2 separate regions of the Homo sapiens genome follow, and region 2 is linked to region 1. A link is an interaction called in ENCODE POLR2A ChIA-PET data of the cell type or tissue named here. Cell type or tissue: B cell. All regions are shown on one strand. Region 1 overlaps FAM193A (family with sequence similarity 193 member A). Region 2 overlaps FAM193A (family with sequence similarity 193 member A).

What was found. ChIA-PET counts read pairs that join two places held together with the same protein. Peaks named below come from ENCODE experiments on the same cell type or tissue, not always from the same donor. Only the 100,000 strongest peaks of a DNase experiment are listed, where the experiment ranks them.
Region 2: POLR2A ChIA-PET joins it to region 1 with 7 read pairs; 4 of 35 experiments call an interaction of 5 or more read pairs at or near these places.

The regions. Positions count from the first base shown.
Region 1 is chr4:2,680,134-2,685,133 of GRCh38, forward strand. All of the region lies in intron 13 of FAM193A (family with sequence similarity 193 member A), which reads left to right. Among named protein-coding and RNA genes, the nearest start is that of TNIP2, 74 kb to the right of the region's middle. In B cell, no CTCF peak of the experiment used is centred here; no DNase peak of the experiment used is centred here.
Region 2 is chr4:2,595,998-2,600,997 of GRCh38, forward strand. FAM193A (family with sequence similarity 193 member A) reads left to right here. Exons shown (of 21, transcript NM_001366318.2): 2 at 87-332. Among named protein-coding and RNA genes, the nearest start is that of FAM193A, 62 kb to the left of the region's middle. RefSeq lists enhancers at 1-705, 706-1,657, 1,658-2,610. In B cell, CTCF peaks have their summits at 2,777 (motif pointing right) and 2,977; DNase peaks (open chromatin) are centred at 1,864, 2,844 and 4,834; H3K4me3 peaks cover 692 bases; H3K27ac peaks cover 4,574 bases.

The DNA.
Region 1 (5,000 bases):
TACAGGCGTGAGCCACTGCGCCCAGCCTATTGGGTGGTTTTTGATTACCAGTTCAATCTCCTTACTAGTTACAGGTCTGTTCAGACTTTTCTATTTCTTTATGATTTCGTCTTGATAGGTTTTGTGTTTCTAAAAATTTTTTCATTTCATCTGTTTTATCCAGTGTGTTGGTGTACAGTTGTTCGTAATACTTTCTTTTTTCTTTGAAACGGCATCTCACTCTGTCACCCAGGCAGGAGTACAATGACATGATCATAGCTCATTGCAGCCTCAAACTCCTGGGCTCAAGCATTCCTCCTCCCTTGGCCCCCCAATAGCTGGGATTACAGGCATGTGCCACCACTCCCAGCTAATTTTTTTTTTATTGTTTTGGACTCTTCCAGAGAGAAGACAGGGTCTCACTATGTTACCCAGTCTGGACTGAAACTCCTGGGCTAAAGCAGTCCTACTACCTCAGCCTCCCAAAGTGCTGGGATTATAGGCATGAGTTACCAAGCCCAGCCAATACTTACTTACTTTTTTTTTTGAGACGGAGTCTTGCTTTGTCACCTAGGCTGAAGTGCAATGGCACCATCTTGGCTCACTGCAACCTCTGCCTCCCAGGTTCAAGAGATTCTCCTGCCTCAGCCTCCCATATAGTTGGGATTACAGGCGCCCACCACCATGCCCGGCTAATTTTTGTATTTTTGGTAGAGATGGGGTTTCACCATGTTGGTCAGGCTGGTCTCGAACCCCTGACCTCAGGTGATCCACCCACCTGGACCTCCCAAAGTGCTGGGATTACAGGCGTGAGCTACAGCGCCGAGCCCAGCCAGTACTTTCTTATAATACCTTTTATGTTTTTTTCTTAATTTTAATTTAATTTTCTGCTTTTTAGAGATATGCTTGCTCTGTTGCCCAGGCTGGAGTGCAGTAGCACGATCATAGCTCACTGGAGCCTCGAACGCTTGAGCTCAAATGATTCTCCTGTGTTAGCCTCCCAAGTAGCTATGATTACAGGTGTGCGCCACCACTCCCAGCCCCTTTTATTTCTGTGTAATCAATAATAATGTCCCCACTTTCATTTCTGATTATAGTAATTTGAGTCTTTTTTTTTTCTTACTCCATCTCACTAAAGTTTTGTCAGTTTTGTTTCTCTTTTCAAAGAACTATATTTTGGTTTCATTGATTTTTTTTTTCCCCTATTGTTTTTCTATTCTCTATTTCATTGATCATTAATCTCTGCTCTAAATTACCTTTCTTCTGCTAGCTTTGGGTTTAGATTGTTCTTTTTCTAATTCATTAAGATGTGAAGTTAGGGAGGGTTTTTTGTTTCATTTTATTTGTTGTTGTTATTGAGACAAAGCTTACTCAGTTGCCCAGCCTGGAGTGTAGTGGTGCGATCTTGGGTCACTGCAACCTCGACCTCCTGGGCTCAAGCAATCCTCCTGACCCATAGTCTCGTAGCTTGGACTACAGGTGTGTGCCACCATGCCCAGCTATCTATCTGTCTGTCTATGTATTTATTTACGTAGGGACGGAGGTCTCACCATGTTGCCCAGGTTGGTCTCAAACTCCTGGGCTCAAGCAGTCCTCCTGCCTCAGCCTCCCAAGGTGCTGGAATTACAGGCATGAGCCACCACGCCTATCCTAGTTAGGTTGCTGATAGAGATCTTTCTTGTTTTTTGATGTGTTTGTAGCTATACATTTTGCTCTTAGTGCTTGCTTTCACTGCGTCCCGTAAGTTTCAGTATGTTATGTTTTTGTTTTCATTTGTCTCTAAGTATTTTCTGCTTTTCTTTGTAATTTCTTTATTGATCCATTGGTTGTTTCCATCCCTTTACTTTTAACTTCTCAGGGTTTTTTTTTTTTTGGTTTTTTTTTTTTTTTGAGACAGAGTCTTCCTCGGTCGCCCAGGCTGGAGTGCAGTGATGCGATCTCGGCTCACTGCAAGCTCCACCTCCTGAGTTCACACCATTCTCCTGCCTCAGCCTCCCAAGTAGCTGGGACTACAGGTGCCCACCACCATGCCCGGCTAATTTTTTGTATATTTAGTAAAGACAGGGTTTCACCATGTTAGCCAGGATGGTCTCGATCTCCTGACCTTGTGATCCGCCCACCTCAGCCTCGCAAAGTGCTGGGATTACAGGCGCGAGCCACCTTCTCAGGGTTTCATATGTAAAGCAGGTTTCTTGTAGACATGTATAGTTGTGTTTGTTTGTTTTTTTATTTTTAGAGATGGACTCTTGCTATGTTACCCAAGCTGAACTTGAACTCCTAGCCTCAAGCAGTCCTCCCACCTTGGCCTCCTGAGTAGCTGGGACTATAGGCACATGCCACCATGCTTGTTGTTTTTTGATGTACTCTGATAATCTTTGTCTTTTCATTGGTGTATTTGACTATTCACATTTAAAGTGATTTTTTGATGTATTTAGATTAATATCAGCCATGTTTGTAATTGTTTCCTATTCATTATGAGTCTTTTTCTGCCTTCTCTACTTTTAATTAAGCGTTTTATGGTTTTATCTCCTCTGTTAGTATATCAATTTTATTTATCTTTTTTAAAATTTCTGCAGTTGCCCTGGAGTTTACAATATACATTTTGAACTAATCTGAGTCCTTTTTCAACTAACTAATGTAAAAAAGGTAACATTTAACAGATTACTCCCGACCCTTCCCTATTCCCTGTGACATTGCTGTCATTATTTTCACTTATCCACATGTTTATCACCCAGTACAGTGATGATGATTACTTTCAACAGTTATCTTTTAGATGAATAATAATAAGAAGAAGATATTTTACTTTGTCTTTATTCCTTCTCTAGTATTCTTCCTTTCTTTATGTAGATCCACGTTTCTGACCTTCTATCTGAAGGAAATCTTTTGACATTTCTTGCAGGGCAGGTCTGCTGGTGATGAGCTCCCTCAGTTTTTGTTTGTCTGAGGAAGTCTTTATTTCTCCTTCACTTTTGAAGGATAATTTGGCTGGACACATAATTCTAGGTTGGTGGTTTTTTTCTTTGAACACTTTAGAACTGTTTAACTTCCCTCTGTCCTTGCTGGCATGGTTTCTGATTTCTGACAAGATGTCCTCTGGAATTCTTTTCGAATTCTTTTCCCTGTTCTTCTGTAGGTCCACTTGCCCCCACCCAGCTGCTTTCAAGATTTTCTCTTTTTTTTTTTTTTGTTTTTTGTTTTTTGAGACAGAGTCTTGCTCAGCCGCCCAGGCTGGAGTGCAGTGGCGCCATCTCGGCTCTCTGTAACCACTGTCTCCCAGGTTCAAGTGATGCTCCTGTCTCAGCCTCCCAGGTAGCTGGGATTACAGGCTCCCGCCATCATGCCCGGCTAATTTTTGTATTTTAATAGAGATGAGGTTTCACCATGTTGGCCAGGCTGGTCTTGAACCCCTGACCTCAGGTGATCGCCTGCCTTGGCCTCCCATAGTGCTGAGATTACAGGCATGAGCCATGGCACCTGGCCAAGATTTTCTCTTTTTCTTTGGTATTCTGCAGGTTGAATAGAATATGTCTTCATGTAGCTTTGGGGGTATTTATTCCACTTGATGTTCTCTGAATTCTTTGGATCTGTGCTGTCAGTTGTTAATTTGGAGACTTTTTAGCTATTACTACTTCAACTGTTTCTCTAGTCTCTCCTTCCAGCATTCCACTTACCAGGTGTTATATCTTTCGAAACTGTCCCACAGGTTTTGGATGTTTTGTTCTATTGGGGATATTGTTTCTGTTTTTGTTTTTAATTCTTGTTTCTCTTTGCCTTGCAGTATGGGAAGTTTCTGCTGACATATCTTGCAGCTCCCTGACTCTTTCCTTGGCCGTGTCGTCTCCTGATGAGTCCATCACTGATAGTCTTCGTTTCTCTTAGATTGTTTTTATTGCCAGCATTTCTTCCCATCTCTCTGCTCACACGGCCCCCTTGTTCTTGCATGCTGTCTACTTTTTCCATTAGAGCCTTTGGCCTACCAATCATTTTCAATTTCCTGTATGATAATTGCCATCCATGTTATCTCCATGTTCCTGCAACCATTCAGTTGTCTCTCTCAGCCTCTGGTGAGATTGTTGTTAGACCTTCTTCTGTTCTGCATTCCTAACACTCTCTTGCATGTTTCTCATCTCCTTTTCTCCCAGTTCCATGTTCTGAGAACTTTTTTGGGATCAGTCCTCCAGTTAAGTGATTCTGTAGTGGTGCCTAGCCTGCCACTTAAGTCCTGATTCTGACTATATTTATTATTTATAAGTTTTAATTTACTTTTTTTTTCCAAAGATACTTAGTAGCTCTTTATATTCTCTTGTTCCTTGTTTTTTTTTTCTTTCTTTAAGCATTTCACACATAGTTACTCTGTGTTTGAATGAAACCTTGAGCATCCAGATTCGTTTTCTGCTGATATCACCTGTGATGTATTATTTCCTTTTGCGGATGGAGTATATTAGGAGGTTATGTTTTGCTCAGCTTACTCTGTGAGAACCACAGCCCTCCATAGTGGATGCTTCCCTGTGAGGGTTGGCGTCTGCTGATGCGAGAGCTGCCTGAGACCTGGGCTCCTCTTGAGGGCCTCCAGACTGCTGCCCCCACACGTCACTGTGGCGATGGTGTACGGCTGTTCCTTCCCCTCACCTCCACCTCGCTTCTCTCATGACCTCCTGATACTTCTTTTCATCCTTTGCCTTTGTCGATAGCAGTTGGTTACCAAAGTGTTCAGTGTCATTTCTCTCAGATCTAGAGCTAAGTAGCCCCTCTTACCTAGCAAGGCCCAGACCAGGGGGGAAGAACGGCCTTCAAGAGAAGAGCAAAGCCGAGCAGGTGCGGCTGCATTTTGCTGCTCCTTCCACGTGGCCTAGGAGTAGGAAGTTAACGACTACAGGGCCTGAATCTATACCGGAACCCAAGGCATGTGACTTTGAATCCTGGGTCTTTTTCATCCAACACGGAGGATGTACTGTGAAACAGTTGGTGTACTAAGAAACGGCCTAGAAGTGAAGACAGGGATGTCTCTAAGTCTCCACTGA
Region 2 (5,000 bases), 84 kb before region 1:
TTTAGTTTTAGAACTATACATATATTTTAATATTCTTGGCTTTGTAGATGAGGTTTTGAAAATAGAATTTTTTTTTTCTATTCCAGACTCCTTTTAGTTTTGGCATGAATCATAGGACACCACCCTACCCTGCTGGGGATTATTGTCTTCTGTGCAGAAGTGAACGGAAAGACTCATCATTCTTAGAGAGTGGAATTAAGACTGCGAGCAAATTGGCCCTTTCCATGGCTCCCAAGGGCAACAGCGTGCTGCACCTGCCACTGTGGGTGTGCCCGGACTGCCGCAGGACCGTGGAGAAGGAGGAGAGGCATGGCGGCCTTGACCAGCCAGTGGTGAGTGGCTGCCAGCACAGGCAGCGCAGGGCGTTGGCTCCCCCCGCCCAGGTTATGGGGTAACTGGCAGTGAAAGAAATGGATTTGCTTTTGCTTCAGGGGGCACTCCCTCCTGCACCACCTTCTAGTCTGTGTCTCCTGGTACGTTCCTCCTGGTCTTCCCTGGCCACACTGCAGTAGGTGGCAGGACACCTGCCCTCCTTGTCTGGGCACAATTCAGTCATCAAGCTATGTGACCCTGAAGGGTGATTTTTGGCTTTGAGCTTAGTATTTCTTTGGTGGTACAGTTTCTTGAAAAGGGAGTACAATTTTCATGTGTTTAGTTCTCAACAATTCGACATGCAGGTAATTCTTTACGCGATGCTCTTAAGCCTCACCTTCCCTTTTACTTATTTGTGCTGCTTCAGCCTCTTCGAGGCCACAGCAGGCTTGGCTGGGAAGACCGCACCCTTACTCTTATCTTTGACCTGATGGAGTTTTGGTGGGCCCTTGTTCCGGGCAGGCTTTCACATGTACTGTTTGGGTTCTGGAAGGAGTTGGCTTTTGCAACTATTTGAGACCCCACATTCTAGGCCTCTTCTGTGCCCTTTGATTTCTGCTTGAAAGCGGCTAATTATTTTCTGAGCTCTTCTCTTCCTTCTGATACCTTGCTATGTGCAGCCAGGAAACGTGTGCATTCCCTGCTCCTCTGTTTTCTCCTGCAGAACTGCCTTGGGGGAGTCCTGGTGACAATCTGAAGAGCGCATCCCCACTGCCTGGTGTGGGTTTCCATCTTTACTGGCCTTGGAGGCAAGCCCCATCTCCAGGGCCAGTTTCTATCCTTGGGGTCTCATTGTCAGAATTACTTTCTCACTCGGCCCCTCCCGCATGTCCCGCTTTCCTGCTGTAATTCTCTTCCTAGCACTTATTTCTAACATACTATGTATTTTACTTACTCATTTGGTTTGCTTTCTTCTTCATTAGAATATAAACTCTACAAAGACAGCTATTTTTATGGTTTTCTTTGTGTGGTTTTTTTGTTTGTTTTTTTACCAATACCATTTTCTTTGCTTTTTGTGGTGGTTGGTTTGTTTTCTCATTAAACTTTATCAGCTCTTCTTCCGACTCCAGCCCTGCTCTTGTATTTTAGCCTGCCTCTGCCCTTGGGAACAGGCTTCTGCTGTTTGCCCTGGTCCAGAGGCCAGCGGAAGTGCCTATGGTTCCCTGCAGTGCGTCTTGCCTGCGTTGGAGGAGGATCTCATTTCCCAGCCCCCGGCTTGTCTTGGTAATGGATAGTTTGTCAGATGAGCCATTCTCTCCTCACCAGAAACAGTGACCTTGGGAACAGCAGAGGTGTAGTGTTGGCCTGTGTTTGTGGATTCGGACCAGCTGTTGCTTTGTAGGTCAGCCTCTTTGTTGGAGCTGGCCTTTAAAAAAATAACATGATTTACCTTCCATTAAGATTCACTCTTTTTTTACTTAAAAAATGTTCACTACCACAGCTAAGCTACAGAACATTTGCATCACCCCATAAAATCCCCTTGTTCCCCTTGGTAGTCACTTCCCTTCCCCCGTCCTAGCCTCTGGTAACCACTCACCTGAATTTTTTTTTTTGAGACAGAGTCTCGCTCTGTCACCCAGGCTGGAGTGCAGTGGCACAATCTTGGCTCACTGCAACCTCCGCCTCCCGGGTTCAAGCAATTCTTCTGCCTCAGCCTCCCCAGTAGCTGGGACTACAGGCACGCGCCACCATGCCCAGCTAATTTTTGTATTTTTGGTAGAGATGGGGTTTCACCATGTTGGCCATTATGGTCTCGATCGTGATCCGCCCGCCTCTGCCTTCCATAGTGCTGGGATTATAGGCATGAGCCACCGCGCCTGGCCTGACCTGATTTTTGTTCCTACAGTTTTGCTTTTTCCAGAGTGTCACATATACTTCTGTAACTTGCATAATGCTTTTGAGAGTTACCCAAAATGTTGCATGCATCCGTAGTTTCTCTTTTTTATTGAGTAATTTTACAGATAAACCAATTTATGCATTCACCAATTAATTGATGGATGTTTGTGTTGTTCCCACGTTTGGGCTATTTTGAAAAAAGCTGCTATGAACATTATTTTTCTTCTGTGGACATCCTTTTTATGTGTTGCTGGATTGATTTGCTAAAGTTATGTTAATGATTTTTGCATCTGTGCTCATGAAGGCTGTCTGTAGGCCTCTTGTCTTACAGTGGCCTTCGGGGTCTCATAAAATGAGTTAGAATGTGTTCCTGTTTCTTCTCCTTTCTGGAAGACTGTGTTAGAATTGGTATTATCATCTCTTCCTTAAACGTTATTGGTTCTTGCTTTCTGTTTCTCTTGTTCTGTTTGGTCAAATGCCAGACAGTGTGCAGAGAGCATCAGGCTGAGGTTGTTTCCTGTGTCCTGTTGTGCACCTGGGAGGCCAGGTCAGTGCATTTGGCCTCAGCTGGGCTGTCTCTAGCACTGTGCGTGCTCGTGTGGGCCTGTAGAGGGGAGTCTCTCTCTACTTCCTCCTTGGCAAGGTCTCCGATGGTGGCATCTTCTCAGTTCCCCCCTCTAGCCTGACTCTTGGGCAGCTCTGTGCTCACGGCCTTGGGGGCAGCTTTCCCAGCGAGCCCACCTCTGCCCGGTGGCAGCCAGACTCTGCCTTGTATCTGCAGGGGTCTGACCGGCCCCGTGTCTTGTGCTGGTCCTGGCCTGTGTGTGGCACACGCCTTTCTCCAGGACAAGGAGAAAGGCATGTTTCCTTCCTCTCTGCTAGTGGATTAGCTGGAGACTTGGGTGCAGGTCTCCTGGGAATGAGTGGGAACATTCGTTTTGGGGCTTTCCAGGGGTTAGACTCCCACACTTGACACTCTCAACCTTTCAGAATTTGTTTAAAGTTAAACTGTTTTTTTTTTTTCTAACCACTTTTATGGCCTCCTTCCACTTTCCTTCCTCTGTCAAAGGTGAAACAGTAAGTGTGTCCCCTTCTCCCTGGAGGGGCTGCTGCACTTTGTTGTGTAGTTCCCTCCGGCAGCCTGGTCACTTCGGCTCTCTGATGGCCCAGAGATAGGATTTTATCAATTGTCCTGCTCTGTCTCTGGTCAGGGCTCTGGTCAGGGCTCAGAGTGCACGGCTCTCCTGCAGCTTTCTGCATCCAGAGGGGAAGTGGGGCTGAATTGCTGTCTTCTAGATAAGCATTCTGTTATCAGCAGTTGTAGGAGAATATTGGTGGGAATTTATCTTAACATCTTGCCTGACAGTTGCACGTTGCAAATTTCTCTGGAGACCTCTTCTTCCAAGATTGACCCATCCTAGCATCACGTCCTAGACATAGTCGTGCCTGGAAACCTAAGAAATCTCCATTTCAAACTTTCATCTTGATCATTGTCTGTCTTTGTAGCTCACTTGCTTGTCTTCTCTTGCCATAGTTTTTTTTTTTTTTTGAGACAGAGTCTTGCTCTGTTGCCCAGGCTGGAGTGCAGTGGTGCAATCTCAGCTCACTACAACCTCACTTCCTGGGTTCAAGAGACTATCGTGCCTCAGCCTCCCGAGTAGCTGGGACTATAGGCATGCGCCATCACACCTGGCTAATTTTTTTTTTTTTTTAGAGACACAGTCTCGCTCTGTCACCAGGCTGGAATGCAGTGGTGCGATGTTGGCTCACTGCAACCTCTGCCTCCTGGGTTCAGGTGATTCTCATGCCTCAGCCTCCCGAGTACCGGGGACTATAGGCGCGCAACACCACACCTGGCTGATCTTTGTATTTAGTAGAGACAGGGTTTCGTGATGATGGCCAAGCTGGTCTCAAACTCCTGGCCTCAAATGATCTACCTACCTTGGCCTCCCAAAGTGCTGGGATTACAGGCGTGAGCCACTGCGCCTGACCTGCCATAGTTCTTTGACCTCATCCATCCCTATCAGTCCATGGATTCCATTCCTGTTAGGTTTATCACGTCTCCCCGACCTCACTCCTAGGAGCCTGAGTTCCCGGACTTGGCACTGTGGCTCTTCCGTGGCTCTCAGGCAAAGGCCCTGAACTTTTTTTGGTTATGCTGGTCCAGCCCTGTCTCTTCCCTCCATGTGGCAGAATATTCATGGAGAAAATTGCTGGCCTCAGTTTACTGCTTCCTCTTCATAACTTCATGACTGCAAACCATGCATGGGCATCTAGTGCGTTTTTCTGGCTTAAGTACCTCCCCAAACTCCTTGGCAGGAACCCTTCCTTTTCCTTGCTTCTTAGACTACGTGTACCCTCTTTACCCACCCCTTGCTCAGCTCAGCTATTGACCTTCGTGCTTCAGGGAGAAAATCAAAGTTAACACCTCCCCTGTATCACCCCCAAACCCCCATAGCTGAGGGCATTTTCTCCTCTCTTTCCTCTCCAAGGCCCACCCCCACTGGGCTTTCAGGTGCCCATCTGTTTTCATCTTCTTCAAGACTTTGTCGCTTTGATTATTGTTTTCTTCTGCCTTGGCCCATGACCCATGGAATGCAAATACTCTGGGGCTACCCATTCATGAATGACCCGCCTTTGGCCTCACCTCCCCTTCACAGCCATGTATGTCTCTAGGTAGATTTTAAAGTTGTGGTTCAATTTCTTTAATGGTTAAAATCTTGTCAGGTTAGTTTTGGTAAGTTATATTCTTAGAAATTGTCAAAGTTGCCCACCAGCGTGGCACATGCCTG